Regions from separate parts of the Mus musculus genome. Here region 2 is linked to region 1. The links are chromatin loops, found by intact Hi-C in ENCODE. Cell type or tissue: heart. All regions are shown on one strand. Links, peaks and the distances in the headings refer to the core of each region. The heading gives the core; the rest is flanking DNA.

Region 1 (9,315 bases), core at 360-8,359:
TCTGCAAAATTCAAGGGGCTACTATTAAGAGGGCAATGTTTCAAGTAGTCTCAGAGAATACAAAGATGTACTGAGAGCTTTGCCCTGAAGACGCTTTCAAATCTGACTGACTGCGAAAGTGAGACAGGAGACGGAATGAGCTCTGGACAGGAATGGCCTGAGCCTGGAAGGGACCTGGCGAGGGACGGAAGCCTCAGAGGCTTAGCTTTAGATGGTGGGAACGAAGGAGGGACTGGGGCACAGTAGGAAAGATTTCATTTCAGGAAATGCTTCTTTGGAAAGCAGGATCTGAAAAGGTAGATTTTCTGGGGGTGGGGGTGGGGGCTGCTGAAACATTCCTAGCTAGGGAGGGGCAGCTGTCCTAGAGCTTCAGCACAGCCACACTCACAGGCACAGGGAGTACGAGGTCGGGATTGCCTGCAAGATCTGCGATGTGTCGGTAGAGAGGGACCCCTTTCTCAGCTGCTCCAGCCTTGCAGACAGCCAGGGACACACCCAGGATGGCGTTGGCCCCAAACTTGGCTAGAGGGAGGCAAGCGGGGAGAAAGCATGAGGACTCTTACAGGTTTGGGGCTTAAGTCCTTGGATATTTCCTCTGGTCACCCCCGGAAGAAGATTCCTAGACCACTCAACATTAAGAGTTTGTTAACTCATCTCTCTTTCCTGGCCTGTGGCTCTCTGGGAGTTCACCCCCTCATCCCTGGGCCAAGAGTTTCACATGTGTCTTCTGCCAGGCCTCAGGAAATGCCTGTGGGATGAATAAAAGGCTACCCAGTTACGGTGTGCCCCAAGATGTGGGACAGAAAGAGCCCGGGCAGCTGTCAGTGGTTTCTCTTCCACCCTCGCTGTACCCCACACCCTTCCCACCTCTGGCACCTCACTCACACTTATTCTCGGTCCCGTCCAGCTCAATCATGAACTTGTCAACTTTTTCTTGATCCACAACACTTAGTTTCTGGAAGAGGCAGAGGTGGGATTTCTCAGGACTCAGTCAGGTAATGTGCAGGATGAAGGATAAGTGAGAATGCTCAGAGTGGGGCTACCTGAGGGAAGGCACGGGGTCACAGGGAGGAGGGAAGGGGGAGCTGGCTCCTCCACTTGCCTTTTCCAGCAGAGCAGGACCTAGAGTCTTGTTGATGTGTTCCACAGCCTTCAGCACTCCTGGAGGCCAGAGAATGGGGTTCAGATTTCTAAGCGGGTTAGGCCCTTGGCTTTGAGTTCCAGTCCCCTATCCCTGTCCTGAGTCAGCCCACACGGGCTCCTTCCGTGCTGGGTTAGTCTTGGCTCACCTTTCCCCAGGTATCGTGCTTTGTCTCCATCTCGGAGTTCCAGTGCTTCATAGATACCCGTGGAAGCTCCACTGGGCACAGCTGCTCGGAATCGACCTGGGGGGAGGAACTGCAGATCAGAAGGAGTCCACCCACAAAGGCCTGGGGTCACCTCCCCTGGACCCAAGAATAGGAGTAAATACAGAGAAACCCCTGCTTCCCCCAGCCTTGGAGCCAGGAAGAGAAGGGGGGAGGGGAGGGAATCTCTGATGAAGGACAGGACGAGGTTGAGGGTTTTCTGAGGCAAAACAAGCCTGTGTTACCCTTGGCTGTGTGCAGGTCCACCTCCACCGTGGGGTTGCCCCTGGAGTCCAGGATTTCCCGGGCGAAGATTTTTTGCATGGCCATGGCTGCACCACAGGAGATGTGAGTGAGCAAGAGTGGACAGTTGATCCCTTAAGGAACTAGAAATCCCTTGCCCTTTTAAGAGTCTTCTCCACCCGAAGAAGGCAGGTGCTGGAGCTAAAAATACCCCATAAAAAGGTCACAGACCAAAGAGGAAGGCAGACTGGTCCCTTCCCCCCCACTCAGAACAGCTCTTGTTCCACCCTTCCAATCAAGAGAATCGAGGGTTCATAACTTTATAACTCCCAAGATGACACCACTCCCTGAACACCTCACGGAGCTTACACCTTCTTGCACTTTATGATTAAGTACTCTGCTTGCTACATCTTCCTCCCCCTCAAACCTATCTGGTTCCCATTGTCCCATTCCCAAGTCCTCCTAGACCCCAGGCTCTCTGCCTGGCTCAACTGTATTTTATCTACTTTCCCATTCTTCAGAGCCTTCTTTCCTGTATCTGTCAGTAACCCTCAGTATTTTAATTCTGCTTCCTCCAACCAGACCTCTCTCAAGTACCCTCAGTCCTAGGAAGAAAAAAAAGCCCAAATTCTCCTCACTTTTTCCAAGCCAGCACCACCCCACTCCTGCACACCATGTAACCTTTTACCAAACCTGGAAAGCCTTCCTTGGAACTTTGAGTGGAGTGTCTCCTCTAGGTAGCAGCTGGGACAGTGTCAGTTCACCCCCTCTCAGACTGGGCATTTATCTCCAAGCCACCCTGTCCCCCAGCCAGCCCCGCCTCTCTCATTCCATCCTCCTCCCCTCCACAGGCAGGCAGCCAAGTGCCCACTGCAGCCCGAAGCAAAAGCTCCTGACCTGGGGCCCTGGGGCGTGTACCCCCTTCTCAAAAGCTACTGACTGTCCCTATGCATTCTCTTTCTGTCCCCCAATAAAAGTCTCTACTTTGAGGTTCACTCTTTGGGAAAGCTGGAGAGAGGTTTCTGATGGGAGGGTCTTTCCCCTCAAACTTACATTCCACTCTTGCAAAGGTTAAAGAGGAACCAGTGCCCTTTTAGAAAGGCCAGGGGTAACCTGAGCCCTGCAGGCTGAGGAGGGGGCCTAGGAAGGGGGCTGCAAGACTGACACGTGCTCCACTCACTCGGAGGCAGGCGGTGCAGGCCACACAGTTGGGGGAAGGCATCAGTGATGCTGAGCAAGCTCTGTGGTCTAAAGTCGACACCCCTCGACCAAAGAAGGCCTGCGCTTTCACCTCTCAGGGTCCTCAGAACAGCCATTCCGGCACCACTCCACCCTATCCTCTCTTGGCCAGTGATGAGCGATGAGAGGCCAGGAGACGAATATAGACCAGCACTGAGCGCTGGCCTGGCGCCCGAAAGATACTGCTGGGACAGCATTTATGTTCCTGCGTGAAGCCTAAGTGGTCAGGAGCCCTTTTCCCCACCGACTGTGGGCGCTTCAGCGCTCAATCCTTGCCTATCAAAGAATGGTGTTATATCACGAATGGAAAAAACAAAACAAAACCATGAATGGACGTGAAAAGGGGATGACCCTTTGTAAGCTCTTGGACGCCTGTGGCCACTCTGTCCATCCATTTGCAGCACCGCAGGAAGTGAATCTCTGCACTCGGTAACTCTCTCCGCCTTAGCAGGTCTAGGGGTCTAGGGCTAGTGTGGGGTCTGCTCCGCGTTTTGTGGGAGCCTGGCGGGCCGGCTGGTTTCCCAGGGCGCCTCATCTTTTCACTCGCCGGCGCTGGAGCTGGTGACTCACGCGGCGGCCGGCTCTCGAGCGCTCCTCCCCGTCGGCCCTCCCCACGGGGTCGCCCTCCTTGCCTCCACCCTAGGGTCCCCACCTGTCGTGGCGTCCCTGTCCCGCCCCTCCTCTCTTATCTCCTGCCGCTCCCTGCGGGATTTTTCCACCCCCGGGCAGGAGGCGCGCAGATCAGAGGTCAAGGGATGGCGGGCGCAGGCCGCCACGTGCCCCAGCGCGGCCCCGCCCGTGACTCAGCCACGCGGCTGTCGAAGAACCTCGGCTGGGGGGCGTGGGGAGCCAGAATTTGGGGATGAACGTCAGGGAACCCAACCCGGCTCCAAAAGGCAGCGAACCAAGTACTTCCACTGGGAGAGGCTGCACACCCTGGCGCCCCTCCTCCGAGGGACCGGAAGCGGCCGAGCCCCTCGGAGGCCAGGGTCCCGGGTGACTCCTTTACTCCCTCCAGCCTCAGTGGCCTGCCATTCGCCCCTAGACCTGCTCGGCGGCGAGTGAGCTGACCGCACATAAATACTTAGCAAAAGTTTTTCTGGAAAAGAAGAAAGCCCCAGTGCGTCCAAAGTAGAGGGGACTTTCCTCTTCTTATAAAAGTTGTCATCCTTGGTACTTTAGTATTCTTCCGCCTTGAAAAATGAGTCCCGTCGTGTCACCCGGGTGGCGCCCCTATTCAGTGACCTCTGTAGACAGGGTTCAGGCATGGGGCGAGGCTGAGCTGGAGCGGATCCAGCGAAGGGAATGATTCCTCGGGAATCTAGGGACGCGCTCGAATGAACCCAACGTGTGCGCTGTACATGGCAGACGGTTGGGACAGGTGCCCTGGTTGGAGAGACCTTTAGTACTGAAAATGACTAGAGTATTATATCGATTTCACTTTTGCTCCCTTATCGTTTAGATAAATGTGGAGAAGGCAGCAGGGCCCAACCCGGGGCGTCTGCCCGTCCCGACTGCTGGGGACGCGTCTTCCCTCCTCGGATGGTCCAAATGTGTCCCGCCAGGCGCGCGCTCACGCAGCCAAGCCGCTAGCCCCAACCGCCCCACGCGCTGGCTTCTCACTGCCCCGGCGCAGGCGCGGGCGCACGCGCCGCCGCCCGCCGTTCCTTCCCTCCCGCGGAGGTGGGGGTTGGGGGGTGGAGGAATGATTCGGTTTAACCCTGGGTTCCCCGAACCCACTTCAACTTGCTCAACCTTACTAATTTTCTTTTTTTTTTTTTTTTCTTTTTCTTTCCCTGCTTCCTCTGGCTTCCTCCTTCTATAGCCAAGTGGTATTCAGGATGAATCGGAGCGAGCCCTAACCTTAACCTCTCCTGCCACCACCACTCTATATAGCCTTTGGCGTGGCTTTCCATCGAACTCGGCAAATTTTGCAAAGTGGGGGGAGGGTTTTTTAAAAATTGCATTTGCAAAAGTTCGCTATCTGGCCCGGCGGGGGGGGGGGGAGGATGGAGGGAGGGAATGGGGCGCAGGCCCCGCCCCGCCGCCCTTTGCAAATAAAAATCTAGAGGGGGGGGGGAGGAGCAGGAAGTGGCGGTGCGAGGGCTGCTGCACAGCTAACAGAGCCGCGTTCCGGACGGCAGCGCGTGCCCCGAGCTCTCTGCCTTCCCCCGCCCGCCAGCCCGAGCCCGAGCCCGCGATCCCAGCAACAGCCCGCAGAGCAGCCCCAGCAGCAGCGCCATGGCCGGGTGGAACGCCTACATCGACAGCCTTATGGCGGACGGGACCTGTCAGGACGCGGCCATCGTAGGCTACAAGGACTCGCCCTCCGTCTGGGCCGCCGTCCCCGGGAAGACCTTCGTTAGCATTACGGTACTGCGAGGCTCGTGCGGTCCCGAGCAGTGACCGGCCTTAGACCCTCTGGGGGACTGGGGTGGGGGCGGGCGCAGGCGAGCGAGGGCAGCGGGAGGCCGTGATCCGGTCCTCTCCCATCGGCGGGGCGAATGGCGGCTGCGTGAGACTGGCTCCCTCTGTGGTTCCCCGGGCTCTACGCCCCTCGGCGGCGGCGCCCATCTCGCCCGCCGCCCCGCTTTCTGCGACCGGGCGTTACATCCGGGGCCCAGGGCGGGGAGGGGCGCGGCGGCCGGTGCGGCGGCCCACTTCCGCCTCCTCCAGGGCGGGGCGGGCACGCGCTGCAGTTTTAGCCCGGGATTATGATTGATAAGGGGCTCCGGAGCCTGGACTCCCCTTCGGGCCGAATGCTCGCTCTCCCTCCACCATTGTTCCCCCTGACGCTGATGGGAGCGCCAGGCGCGTGGCCTTGGGCCCGGGCCGGACCTCGGTAGCCACCCTGCCCCTCCCAGCTCCGTTAGAGAGGGCGAGGCCGCCACACACACACACACCCCCCAAGTCGGCACGTTAGCCTCAACATTCCTGGGAGGCCGATTCCGGAAGTCCCCTCGCCCTCCCTTCCCGCCATCCGCCCGGGCCCGGCGTAGGGGAACTTTGTGAGAAGTTCTGAGACGGTAAAAGTGAAGGAATAAGGTTGCTGCTGTCCCTACCACCACCTTCCCTGACCACACTGCCCGGAAGTGGGGAGGGGGAGCGGAAGTTCGAATGGGGGGAGGGGATTTCCGGGCGGGAGGGTACCGGATATAGGGGTTTGGGGGTTTAAGGGGGAGAAGGAGAAAGGTTCTCTGGGATGTCTAGACTCACACACAGACTAGTCTCCTGCCCTAATAAACTTTTTGAACTTAATTAGAGAGCCCCCGGGGTCAGCTTCCTTATCTTGGGGCATAGCTACCTGGACCCAAACTCCAGGTTACCCGGAGACCCAGGCGTCCGGGCTCCTAACAACGCCTGCAGAACCTTTGACCAAATAAGGACAAAGTTACTTCTCCTCCCTTCCTACCCCCTCCCTTCCCCTCTTTGCTTCTGCTTTTCCTGAAGGGCTGTTCTGAGCATCCAAAGGCTCCCCCTCGATCATTGATCGATTTCTGGTACCCAGCATTTGCTTTCCCTATTAAGCATGAACATCTAAGACTTCAGAGGAATACTTTTTCCTCCTTGACCCATTTACCAGACTTTAGGACCATGATCGGTCTCTGCAATACCCACAGTACTGGGTTTTCCCCCCAACTTTTGGTGGTGTGGATGAAGCACCCTCAACTCCAGCTCCACAGTACATAAGAGGACAAGTTATGCAGGTGCACTAACTTAATGAGGTGATTAATTCTTTTAGCCAGCTGAGGTTGGTGTCCTGGTAGGCAAAGACCGGTCAAGTTTTTTCGTCAATGGGCTGACACTTGGGGGCCAGAAATGTTCTGTGATCCGGGACTCACTGCTGCAAGACGGGGAATTTACAATGGATCTTCGTACCAAGAGCACCGGAGGAGCCCCCACCTTCAATGTCACTGTCACCATGACTGCCAAGAGTGAGTTTGACTGATTCTCTAGCTTTGAAATCCTTTTGTTAGTCACTTTATGTGTCCTCAGTGTCAAGGCTGCATAACAGTATTTACTCTGCTGGTTATGGGAACCGTGGATGGTCCTTTGGGTTCTGACTCTGGCTCCCCAGCTTGTAAAGAAACTAAAACTTATATTACCTCTTAAGTCCCTTCTTGCTTTGAGCTTTTTTGAGATTAGTTTGCTTAGGGCAGTTGGGATCTTAAGTCAGCATTTGGCTCTAATCTCCAGTTCTGTAAAGACTTGAGAGGTAGGAAGCGCATCACAGCCGTTCCTAGCCACCTACAGCCTGGAAGTTTAGGACCTCTAAATTTTGCCTTTTTCTTTACTACTCTTAAAGCTCTTTTTTTTTTTTCCTTCTTTGAAAAGCTCTATTGTTTTAGGATGACTGACAGCCTGCCTGTGTATAAGGGGGGGAGGGCTGGTTAGGAGGGCTGAGGTTAGGTTACAACCCCCGGGGCCAGACAGCTGCTGAACAGCTGGCAGGGTTGAATTGTGACACCTGGGTCCTAGCTTCCTTTTTCTTTCCTCCAGCGCTAGTCCTGCTGATGGGCAAAGAAGGTGTCCACGGTGGTTTGATCAACAAGAAATGTTATGAAATGGCCTCTCACCTGCGGCGTTCCCAGTACTGACCTCATCTGTCCCTTCCCCCCACCGTTCCCTTTGGCTTTTGCACCCCCTTCTTTCCATACACACACATACCATTATTTTTTGGGCCATTACCCCATTTCCCTTATTGCTGCCAAAACCACATGGGCTGGGGGCTGGGGCTGGATGGACAGACACCTCCCCCTACCCATACCCCCTCCTGTGTGTGTTTGGAAAATTTTTGTTTTTGGGTTTCATTTTTTGTTTTTTGGTCTTTTTTTTTTTTTTTTTTTTCTGAATAAAAAAAGATTCTACTAACAAGGACCTGTGTTGGTTTGCACTTGGCATTAGTTGGGAGACAAGCACAGTGACCCACCTCAATTAGGTACCTGCTTCTTGGCTGTGTCCAGAATGAACTCTTATTTCCAGTCTTATTTCCTTTTCTAAGCCCCAAGGACTAAACTAAGTAGGCATTCTTCTGTGTACTTAGTCATGTGACCTAGGCCCCTCTATAGTGGTATTTCCATTTTCAGGTCCAGTTGAATTAGTATGTAATGGAACATAGCCATCCAGACCAGAGAATGGGTCCAAGCCTGCGGGTGAGGCAGGGCCACTTGAGTCATCCTGTGTAGGTGGGGCTCCCCTCCCTGAGTCATAGCAAATGCAGCTAGGGCTCTCCCCGACAAGTTCATCCTATGAGGTGATTATTTTTCCAGAATTTCACCTGTGTAAAGATGATCTTAACCTTTTTTTTTCATCCACAAAAAAAAACCAATTTTATTAATCCAAGAAATGAAAACCATGTCCCTATGGCTTCTAGCCCCCTCAAAAGGATGAGGCTGGGTTCATGAACCTGGGGTAGAATGTCCCCTATCCCTCACCCTCAGCTTATTAGACTGGAAAAAGAGTTTGTGCAAATAGGACGGTCACCAGAGGTACCAAGTATGGGGGTGTCAGGCCAGGGCAGCAGATGAAGGAGGTGAGGGATCTGTGGAGGGCCCAGGGAAGACCAGGGGAGCAGGGGCTAGGGATCCAAAGGAGGTGGGAAGAGTAGGGCTAGAGCCCAGGAGTGGGGTCCATTCTGAAGCAGGTTGGTCCCTTGGCTCCCCTTCATCGCCTTCCTCTTGCTCTTGAGTTTCTTCTTCCTGCTCCTCATCGCCAGGACCCCGATGTACAGGCTGTTTGCAGATGGGGCAGGTCTTGCGGGTCTGAGTGAGCCAGGGGTCCACACAGCGACTGTGATAAGCTGTGGAGTGGTTTATATGAAAGGCTGGTCTCTGCAGGTTGGGCAGGAACACAGACACAGGCACATGTGGGCCTTACCATGAGCACAGGGAAGTACTCGAAGCTTGTCCCCATCCTCATATTCATCCAGACAGATGGCACAGACGTCATATTCATCTCCTGGGAAAGGAAAGGATTCACTCAACTATTGGCAGTCACGCCCAAGAAAACTCACTGTACAAGTCTTATTGCCCCGTTTTCTACCAAGCCAGTGCAAACTTAGGGCACCACATAAAATCTTGGGGCTAGAGGGGACAAGCAGAGATAAGGGAAGTGAGTTGGGGGGGGGTAGGAGGGGAAAGCAGAACTGGGAGGGGCGAGGCGTTTGCTATAGCCTTATATGGTACTGGAGGCTCCAAGTCTAGATAACCCAACCCCTCACCTGCTTGCTTTGAGTTCTTCTGGCTCTTACACCTCTTACACCCCACACACAAAGTCAAGTTTCCTTTGTTCATCTCTGCTTTCCAGCGCCTGCTCTACCCTACCTCCTTTGCTTGTGGTTGGTTGGTCATCTTTTTTTTTTTTTTTTTTTTTTTTTTTTTTTTTTAACCAAGCAAAGGTGGCACCTTTCCGGTTCTTTTTTGAACCCTTTATCTACTCACTGGGTTCAAAAATCCTTCAAGATGAGGCCAGCTAGGAGAAAGGCCCC
Region 2 (9,315 bases), core at 931-8,930, 630 kb after region 1:
CTCTGGGAATCAGGAATCAGGCTGACTGTAGGGTAGGCATATAGTAAGAGAATTAGGGGAGGCATATGGTCCTGTCAACAAAAGACTCAGACCCAGAGACGCCCAGAGTTAAACAGCACCCTGAGCATGATGGTGCACGCCTTTAATCCCAGTGCTTGGGAGGCAGAGGCAAGCAGATCTCTGAGAATTCCAGGCCAGCCTGATCGTATAGAAAGTTCCAGACCAAGTAGGGTTACATATCAAGACGCTGTCTCAATAAATAAAATAAGCAAATAAAAACACTCTTCGTGTTTGAAGAGCTTTAAAGAAGGGAAACAGGACTCACCAAATATGGATCACAGATTTAGAGAACGCTAAACTCAGTGTCAGTAGCATGGGGAAGGAGAATAGAGAGGAGAGAATCCGGCTTGGTAGTATATGCATAAATTTCTCTGTGCTCTGGAAGCAGAGGCAGAGGGCTGAGAAGTTCAAGGTCACCCACGGCTACATATTGAGTTCAGGACCAGCCAGAACCCTATTTTAACCCTCTTCTGCCCCAAAAGAAAAAGAGGAAGGAAGGTAAGGAGAGAACAGGCATAATAGCCCTTCTCGAAGGCTGAGCTGTGGAGGACTAGCAGTTCTGAATGAGCAGGTCCATTCTGACCACCACACAAGCCGAGGGATAAATGCCCCAGACGATAAACGCCAATAGGAGTTGCCCTGAATTCCCTGCAAGATAAATTAAACAGGAGCAAAACTTGCACCTCCCAAGTTTTGGAGACTGGGGAGAACCAGAGCCCAGTGTCCCTTCATGGTCACCCCACTTAACAGGAAACTTCTAAATCCGAGGAACGGCCAGGCGCACTAAAGAAAATGGAGACGCGAAGGGAGACAAGCATTTATTCTAGACAAGAACCAAAGAAGATCTTTTCTTATGGTGATCCCCATATCTCCCTGTTCCATCCTTATGGTGGGGAGGGACTTACATCTGACACTAAAGAAAAAGGCTTTGGAGACTGGGGGATGACGTGTGGGGACTGAGGACCACAGAATGGAGAACCAGAGTTCTCACAATGTAATGGAAGAGTTAAGGCCTATGGTCAGTCCTCGGAACGTTACAGCCCTCAGGACTCTGCAGGGTAGAACAACTCTGACGCTGCAAACACCGGGCTGGGAGGTCGACCCCTCTCAGTCCTGGATTACAAAGCAGCTGAAACCAAACAGGAAGGAGGACACATCTCTAACCCACTGGTATGCAGGGCCCTGACTAGCAGGCACTCTATGCTACTGGGGCAAGTCTGAACCCCCCATATATTAGGATTTGAAACAAGGACAAGACCTGAGGGTGGGTCACAGATGATGGCCCTGTGGTTCCTCCCCGTACCTTCAAAGCCCCAGCTGCACAGAATGACCTGGAACCGGGGCTTGCACCCCAAAAATACAGGGGTGTGGGTTAAAGTGGATAACAAGAGGTACAACCCACTGCGTCTGTTTTCAAGAAGTTGCGACCCAGAGACCCCACGCCAAGCTGAGGGAAGAGCAACAGCACTTGAAGCTCTTGAGATTGAGGGGTTGGGGTGGGGGGGCGGTCTGGGATGGGGAAGCGGGCCAGATCCCGTACCGCGGCACGTACCACGCAGAGACACATGGAGGCGAATCTGTTCCGAGTCGACATGAAGAAGGGGAGGGGGACTAAGGGGAGGGTATGGGTGGGATAGCAAGGGTGCTGGGTTGGGGAGGGGGAGGGGCCGAGGGGGCGGGGGCTGCGGCGGCCGCGGCGACAGGAGGCTGCGGCCAGGGAAAGGGGGGGCGGCGCCTGCGCAGTACGGGAGAGCGTCATGATGGGAGAGAAGGGTGAGGGGAGACCCTCTTGGCTACCAACTTCTTTCGATTCTATTTCCCTACCGTCTTCTACTTCCCAGGGTATACTCCTGTTTCGACCCCTCTACAGATAATGACACTGGGAAAATTAGCATCTTCTCTCTGGTTCTCAGGGACCCCTTATTTCACCTAATTCGCCACCATCCCGGAAACACTGGCCTTCTATTACAAAACCCACTGGGTATCTCATTAGTACTGTACTCCTAGGGTACAGGGGAGGCAGCAGCATTTCTCTGTATCACTTCCGAGAATCACTAGGGATCTCACAAGCCCCCACCCTAAGCCTTTTTACTGTAAACATCCCATAAGGTTCCGAAGCATCTCTGATAGTGTCCCTGCAGCCCATCCCATAACTAGACACTGCTTCTTCAAGTTTAAAGAACCACGGATTTCGATATGCCCTTTAAATCATTCCTTTAGAAGTTTTATCTGTCCCCCCAGTCCACCACTAATGACCTTATCATTAATGTATTACCCTTGGCTAACACGAACGTCCAAACAAAGCCTCTTCAAATTTGTCTGGAGTTTCCTCATCCAAATCACTAAACTGAATGATACACTGGACCTTCTAAGATACCAACCCCCAAAACCTCACCAGAACCCAATTCTGAGTATTATTTAATCTGCCTTAAAGCAAACCTTCCAAATCCCATCGCAGTTTCTTCAAATTTTTCCAAACCCTTGCCCTATATTAAGAAATATTTTTTCTTTTGCTTAAATTTTTATCACCTTTATTTGTGCGTGTGAGCACACAATTGTGTGTGCTATGGTACTCATGGGGAGGTCAGAGAACAATTTTAGGGGGCTGGTTCTCCTTCTATCACATGAGTTACAAGGATGAAACTAAGGCTCTCGGACTTGACAGGAAATGCCTTTACTCACATCTTGACAGCTCCAGTCTCTCTCTCTCTCTCTCTCTCTCTCTCTCTCTCTCTCTCTCTCTCTCTCTCTCTGTGTGTGTCTCTCTCTCTCTCTCTCTCTCTCTCTCTCTCTCTCTCTCTCTCGGAGGCTGGAGTCTCAATGTAACATAGACTGGTCCCAAACTCTTTATGTAGCTGAGGGTGACTTTGAGAAACTCCTAATTCTCCTGCCTCCACTTCCCAACCTCCACCCTCCAAGTTCTGGGATTACTGGCATGAATTTACTATTCTTTACCCCTCAAATTCTTAAATTACTTATTTTCTGGCTAGTCCCTCTACCCCATCCTTTAACATCCTTTCTCTGATTCTGAGCTACATTTTTGTTGGAAGATTTGCTCCCAATATATCTTCTTTCATCCAAAGGTGTAAAGCAAAGCTTCAGGCTAGCCGTGGTGTTGCATGTCATTAGCACTAGGGAGGCAGAGACAGGCTGGTCTCTGTGAGTTCCAGGCAAGCCAGGCCTACAGAGTGAGAACCTGTCTCAAAATAATAATTTCACCAATGATCTGGACTGCAATTTACAGTAACCCACAAATCTTTCAGAATACCCTAAATTGCTCCATATCACTTCAGTCTTCTATCCTTTCCCTAACTCCTGAACTTGCAAACCTCTCTCCCAGAGAATGTTCACCCCTCTCATGAGGGTTCTCCCCAAATCAGCTGTCTACAGAACATAAAATTCCCACCCAGGGCAAAAGGCGTTAATGGCCTCTATAGCATATCAACCCTGCACTTATCGGCCTCTGTTAGGTAAGCCCCCAAGATAAAACCCCGTCAATGTCCTAGTTTCCTACCTAAATAAAATGCATGGATCCTCAGAAAGAACCAATGCAGAACGGACTTGAACTCATTTTTTTTTTTTTTTTTTTTTTTTTAGTCTAGAAAATACATAGGCCCTGCTTCTCCACCAGTAGGCACTATGGACTATCAAGACCCTCTTTCATCCCTCATTTCCTTTTTCCCTCCATTTTCCGTTTCCCCGTTGCCTGGCAACGCAGCAATCAAGGACTTTGCCGTCGCCTAGCAACTGTCTCCCTGGAACAGAGAGCTGAGGTAGGAGGGTAACTCTGATGAAATCTGAACAGCCCTCCATCTTAGGAAAATTGAGACGTCATATCTCCAACCCACGGATTCTCCTTTCCAAAGACCCCCGCACCCCGCAGTTACTGGGACTACGGCCACACGAACCGGGTCTCCTATCCATACAGGAACCACACCCCGCCCCTCCCGGGTCAGCCCCGCCCTCGACATGGTCTGTCAACCTAGGCCCTCCCCTTTCTGAGGGTTGTTGCCCGCCTCCTCCGATAGAGTAAGCCGACTCCGCCCACTTGCTCCATGAAACCACGCCTCCCTCCGCTTCCCGCCCATTTGCTCCCCCGGCCTCGCCCACACTATCCTTCTGCCACGCCCCTGCCGACCAATGAATGAAGCTATTGGATACATTGCCCCGCCCCCAGTACCTCAGTTTTGCCCAATGAGGACCACCCAGAGGGCTTAACCACTTCGCCTCCAGGGCCCTGGCCAAATGCCCCCTATTTTTCCCCTACTTTTCCCCCCAGCCTCCATTTGTTCTGCTCCGCCCTCCGCCACCCTCGCCCTGCCCTCCAGTCCGCCACGCAACTTCAGTCGTCGCTGGTTACTATGGCAACTGCGGCAGCAGCGCGGGGAGAAGGGGGAGGGACGGGGGCGGAGTGGGAGAAAGCTGCTCAGAGATAGAGATACTGGCAGAGATCTAGGTACCGAATAAGACTCAGTGATAGCTGTAAAGCAGAGTTTCCACAGAGCACAGAGCTGAGCATATATTAAGTATTCAAAAATGTTCCTTAAATTACTGCAGCAATTTATAAATATAGGCAACGAAAGATGGGAGGGCTATCAAACAGACCAGGAGAGCTCGGTGACTACAAAGGCTGAGCACTCCTAATCCCACTCCCCAGCATTTGCGGAGGGCAGAAGCCATGTGCCCCCTGCTGGTTTCTCCTGGGCCACCCTCCACTGGCCTGGATAGAGAGGAACCACAACTCCCAACAGTCCAGTGGACAACCACACGCTACCATTGAAGGATCTAGTACCTCAAGGCCTTATGGGAGTTGGAGTCCCTCCATCCTGAGGCTGACAAGTTTTCTGGCCAATGAATGTGGCAAACCTGGGTCTCCAAACCAGTAAGACCCGAATGCATATGATCCTCTCTACAAGCCTCCTACCTTCAGGGCTGCTCAATCATGTGCTCCATCGAACACACAGGAATTTGGGGCAGAAAAATGAATAAATGCATCCACCCAGAATAGTTAACCAGTGCTGCGGAGCCCCTCACCCTTACTGGATTTCATGTGCTCATGCGTTAGGAGAACCCACATATTCCAATGGGTTTCCTATCTGCACAAAGGTGATGACAAGTTAGGTTGCCAAGGCCAAGGATTAGGCCTAAGGACAAGAGACACAAAGAGCACAGGCAGACACTGACTGAAAGAGGGCCAGAAGAACTGAGGCACAAAAATGTACTGAAAACTACAGGGGATGAGAGAGCCAGCAACCTGGAAGAACGCCCAAAACCCACAGACCAGGAGAAAAACAAGCAGCCCTGTAGATGGGGTGAGGGATACAGAACTAAAGTCTTCAGTCCCCAGTCTCTAATCATGTCCACACGTGCACAATGCATGTGTATACACATGTGTGAGTTTGTGGCAAGGAACATGTGTGTCCTCAGCTTCCTCCCATAAGAAGCTGCAGTTCCCACTAAATATAACCCCCTCCCCAGCCTGTGACTCACACGGACCCCGCCTCCCCCGGCCCCCACTTCCTGTCCCACCCCCCAACCCCCAGCTGCCTGCCACCCGCCCAAGCCTCCCTCCACACACCAGGCATCCAGCTTGCCAGTCCCAGAGTCTGGGAGCAAACGGCCTCAGCTCCTTGGGCTTCCATCCCACTCTTTCCAGGCTCTGATCACAGGGACACCCTTGTACCCGTGTATGGGTTCCAGCCCCCCCAGCCCTGCCCTCTTCCTACACCTTTTTACCCCAGTGGCCTCTTGACCTCACAAGCCTCCTGAGATCCAGGAGTCCTCCCAAGAGTAAGGGTAACATCCCCTGCCCCCCCCCCCCCCCCGCATCTGTTCTTCTGTTCTCTTGACCAGGGCTAGATAAAATGTGGGAGATGGGAATACTGGGCACCTGCCTGGGCTACCCCCAAATTTTGTACCACCCACATGGTCCTCAACTACCTTCTTTCTCTCCTGCTACCCCAAACCTCATCCTTCTTAGGAGATGGCAACCTCAGCTGTTGCAAGCTTCTAGCTCCCAGGGGAGTACCCCACATCCTAATCCCACCTGGTCCATTCTCTCAGGTAAGGCTGTATCAGGCCTCAGGCCTCTGACAACTCCCAGGTCACTCTATTCCACATAATTAAACCCTCAATGTACAATTCCCTCAAAGCAGGAGCATCCCAAACATGTCTAGCACAAGATGTTCTACCACCTGAAGGCCCACCCTTACCTGCTAGTTGACACCGCCATACAAGCCAGACACTCACAACCAGTAACCTTTACCCTCATGCCAAGAGACCCCCCAAAAATTGGTCAGTATCTCAAAATGAGCTTTTTTGCCCAGAAAGGAAGACAACCCTCCCCCCCAGCACACTCACATAGCCCACCTTCCCACATATATGAGCAGAACTCCCATGTGAGGCAGGCAGGCTTCTCCTTAAATAAATTGCCCTCAAAACACTGCTGGTGAACACTAAAGCTCACCAAGCCACCCCAAACACCAGATTCTCCATTTCCTTATAGGTACAAAATGATCACTCCAGGAGGCACCTGTGGCCAAATCCATCCTTTTCTCAGATGTGAACCCCAAAACTAAACTGTGACCCCCTCTAATAGATCTTACTTCTGAGGCTCTCACTCCAGTGCCTGCAGCCCTAGATAAGGCCTACCTAACCCTTCTCCACAAATTCATTACCTACTCCCCCTCCCCACGGCTTCCCCATCATGCTTACCTTGGTTGTCACTATACAGAGACAGTCCATGTTGGGGGGCCTGGCCGCGGCGGCGAGTAGGGGGCTCTGACTTCATTGGAGTTTTGTTCCTCCCCTCGGTGGGTTCTCACCCCTCCCCCCTCCGCACCCCACTTTTGCAGGGGGGGCCAGGATGGGGGGAGGGGTGAGAGGGGAAGGAGAAGGTTGGAGAAGAGAAGGGTAGGGGAGCGTGGAAGGGAGGGGGGACCCTAAAAGGGGCTCCCCAGTGGAGGGGAGGGGGCTTGAGGAGCACACCCCGATTCTCAGGAGGGGTAGGGGCACAGGGGGCTGGCAGCCCCGGAGTTCTGGGGCTGGGGCATGAGCTGGGATGGGGGAGGGGAACTGGATTTCGGGAAGCCCCGGGGTATGCGGGGGTCTTGCCAAACGGCCAGGGGCTAGGGGCCGTGGCGGGGGAGTGGGGTGGGGGGGGTTGGAGATGGCAGCGGCCGATGTAGCCGCGGAGCCGAGGAGGGAAGGGGAGAGAGGAGGAGAGAGGAAGCAGGGGGAGGGAGGGAGGGAGCTAGGAGCCAGAATGGGGGGGGTGCCTTGGCAGTGTTAACTCCTTCACTGCTGGCAGGAACCCGGATAATGGGAAAGGAGCTAGAAGCACAAGCAGAGAGGCCCTACGGCAAACATGGAGACCTGGCTAACCTCGGTGATGACAGCAAAGATGAGGAGGATGGAATTCCTCCTTAGAGGAAAAAAGCCCACAGCTGGGAGGGGAGCATCCCTCCTTGGTTGAGTGCAGGAGGGAGGCCATAGCGTGGGGTAAGGGGTTGAGGGAGGGGCTGGCAGTAGAGAATCTTGGGGACCTAGTTCTCCCCTAGGAGTCACAGGAAGAAGTCTGAAAAGTAATTAAGTATGACCTGGACTTCCTGGTATTGAAATTGGGGCAATGCAAGAAAGGGGAGAAGAAAGGAGAAAGGGCATAGGGCTGGCTGCCCACAGACAGCACTGCTGGTGCCCCAACTCCTCAGTCAGTACTAGGGATCATGTTGCCTGGGCCCCTAAGTCTCAGTTTAGAATTAGAAGAATGTACTCTTGTCCCTCCAGTCCTGCCAGCTCAGGCAGTCAGGAAGCCAGGCACCCACCGTCATCACCTTACCTGACTCTCTGAGATACAAGCCTCATAATAGTCCAGGATGTCTGTCACAGGAACAGAATTAAGTCACCCTCCCAAATCCCGGGGCCCTCTGGCCACCCCTGCTACCCCTGGCTTCTGTGTGTCAAGAGAGGCTCCTCCGGCTAGGATGGATGCTGCTAGGAGGTACAGTGTGATGGCTCTATACAAGCGAGAGCCTGGACTAGATGCTCTGAGTATTTCCAACCAGCCTAGAACCTGTAATGCTTGACCCCATACCACAGGCCAGCCCTGTCCACTGTGGCCCCTCAGAACACCAGCCTTACTCACCCAGCAAGGCCTGGAAGAGATCACTGTGCAGCACTGTGAGGAGGGGAGGTGCCCACCGCAGTAGTGGGGGGGCCAGTAGCCAGAGGGCTGACCTGGGAGCTGGTAAAAAAGCAAGTGACAAAGGATCGAGACCAAGCCACTTACCCACTTAGTCATCTAAGGTTTCCCAGCCTTTGTCTTCTTTTTCCAGACACCATGGATAGATTCAGGAAGAGAAGGAGCCCCTGGGCCCCCATCCCAGATCCAGATCACCCCCTCAAAGACCCGGGTTGGTTTTTTTTTTTCACCTCTTGGTCTCTGGGACATCTCTCTTCTCTCGATTTAATCTCCCTAATCCGCCAAGATTGAAGTTGAGCTGCCTTCAGCCTACGCAGTTGTAGCTAGTAAAGTGGACAATCGGTCTAGATTCCATTCTTCCCCAGGTCACCAGGTAACACTTTGCTCCGCATAGTGTACCTTCCCAAATGCCAGGCATAATTTAGCTGCTTTTCTGTGAGTGGGAAAGAGGATTTTATCTAAGGCAGTCCCAGCAACCCAGAGTTAAGCTCTTTTTCTCCCCAGGCCTGACCATACTGAGAAGGGGTCGGGGGCAGTGACATGGCTCACTGAGTAAAGGAACTCACTGCCAAGCCTGTCATCAGGGACCCACATAAATGTGGAGAGAACTATTGGAAGTTGTCTTCTGATAAGGGCTTATGTGAGTGCACACTCGCATAAGCAGACTTTTAGATGAGGTTCAAGACAGCTCAGCAATCAGAGCATGCGTTGCTCTTAGGCAGAGGACTTGTGTTCAGTCTCCAGTGTCCACATACATGGCAGTGTACAGCTAACTGTATGTAATTCCAGTTGCAGGTGATCTAATGCCTTCTTCTGACCTTGGTGGGATATATATATATATATATATATATATATATATATACACACAAAACACTCATATATATAAAAATTTTAAAATAAACCTTTAAAGCCTAAAAAAAAAAAAAAAAAAGGGAGGGCTGGAGAGATGTCTCAGGGGTTAAAAGCACTGACTGCTCTTCCAGAGGCCCTGAGTTCAATACCCAGCAACCACATTGTGGCTCACAGCCATCTATAATGGGATCCGATGCCCTCTT

What was found. Peaks named below come from ENCODE experiments on the same cell type or tissue, not always from the same donor. Only the 100,000 strongest peaks of a DNase experiment are listed, where the experiment ranks them.
Region 2: a loop joins it to region 1, with 2.5 times the contacts of the local background. A loop is called at or near these places in 2 of 42 quality-filtered maps.

The regions. Positions count from the first base shown.
Region 1 is chr11:70,650,235-70,659,549 of GRCm38, reverse strand. It overlaps Rnf167 (ring finger protein 167), which reads right to left. Exons shown (of 9, transcript NM_027445.3): 8 at 8,706-8,786; 9 at 8,129-8,628. The coding sequence ends at 8,336. Pfn1 (profilin 1) reads left to right here and starts at 4,900. Exons shown (of 3, transcript NM_011072.4): 1 at 4,900-5,201; 2 at 6,571-6,763; 3 at 7,329-7,703. The coding sequence starts at 5,070. The coding sequence ends at 7,426. Eno3 (enolase 3, beta muscle) reads right to left here and starts at 2,374. Exons shown (of 12, transcript NM_001136062.2): 1 at 2,283-2,374; 2 at 1,592-1,678; 3 at 1,290-1,385; 4 at 1,103-1,161; 5 at 886-955; 6 at 389-522. The coding sequence starts at 1,676. In heart, for the core only: no CTCF peak of the experiment used is centred there; DNase peaks (open chromatin) are centred at 2,979, 3,629, 4,409, 5,429 and 6 weaker places; H3K4me3 peaks cover 7,787 bases; H3K27ac peaks cover 6,738 bases.
Region 2 is chr11:70,016,409-70,025,723 of GRCm38, reverse strand. It overlaps Dlg4 (discs large MAGUK scaffold protein 4), which reads right to left and starts at 8,521. Exons shown (of 22, transcript NM_001370675.1): 1 at 8,491-8,521; 2 at 8,204-8,302; 3 at 7,898-7,938. The coding sequence starts at 8,509. In heart, for the core only: a CTCF peak has its summit at 4,755 (motif pointing left); DNase peaks (open chromatin) are centred at 4,073, 4,823, 6,143, 7,163 and 5 weaker places; H3K4me3 peaks cover 5,521 bases; H3K27ac peaks cover 5,697 bases.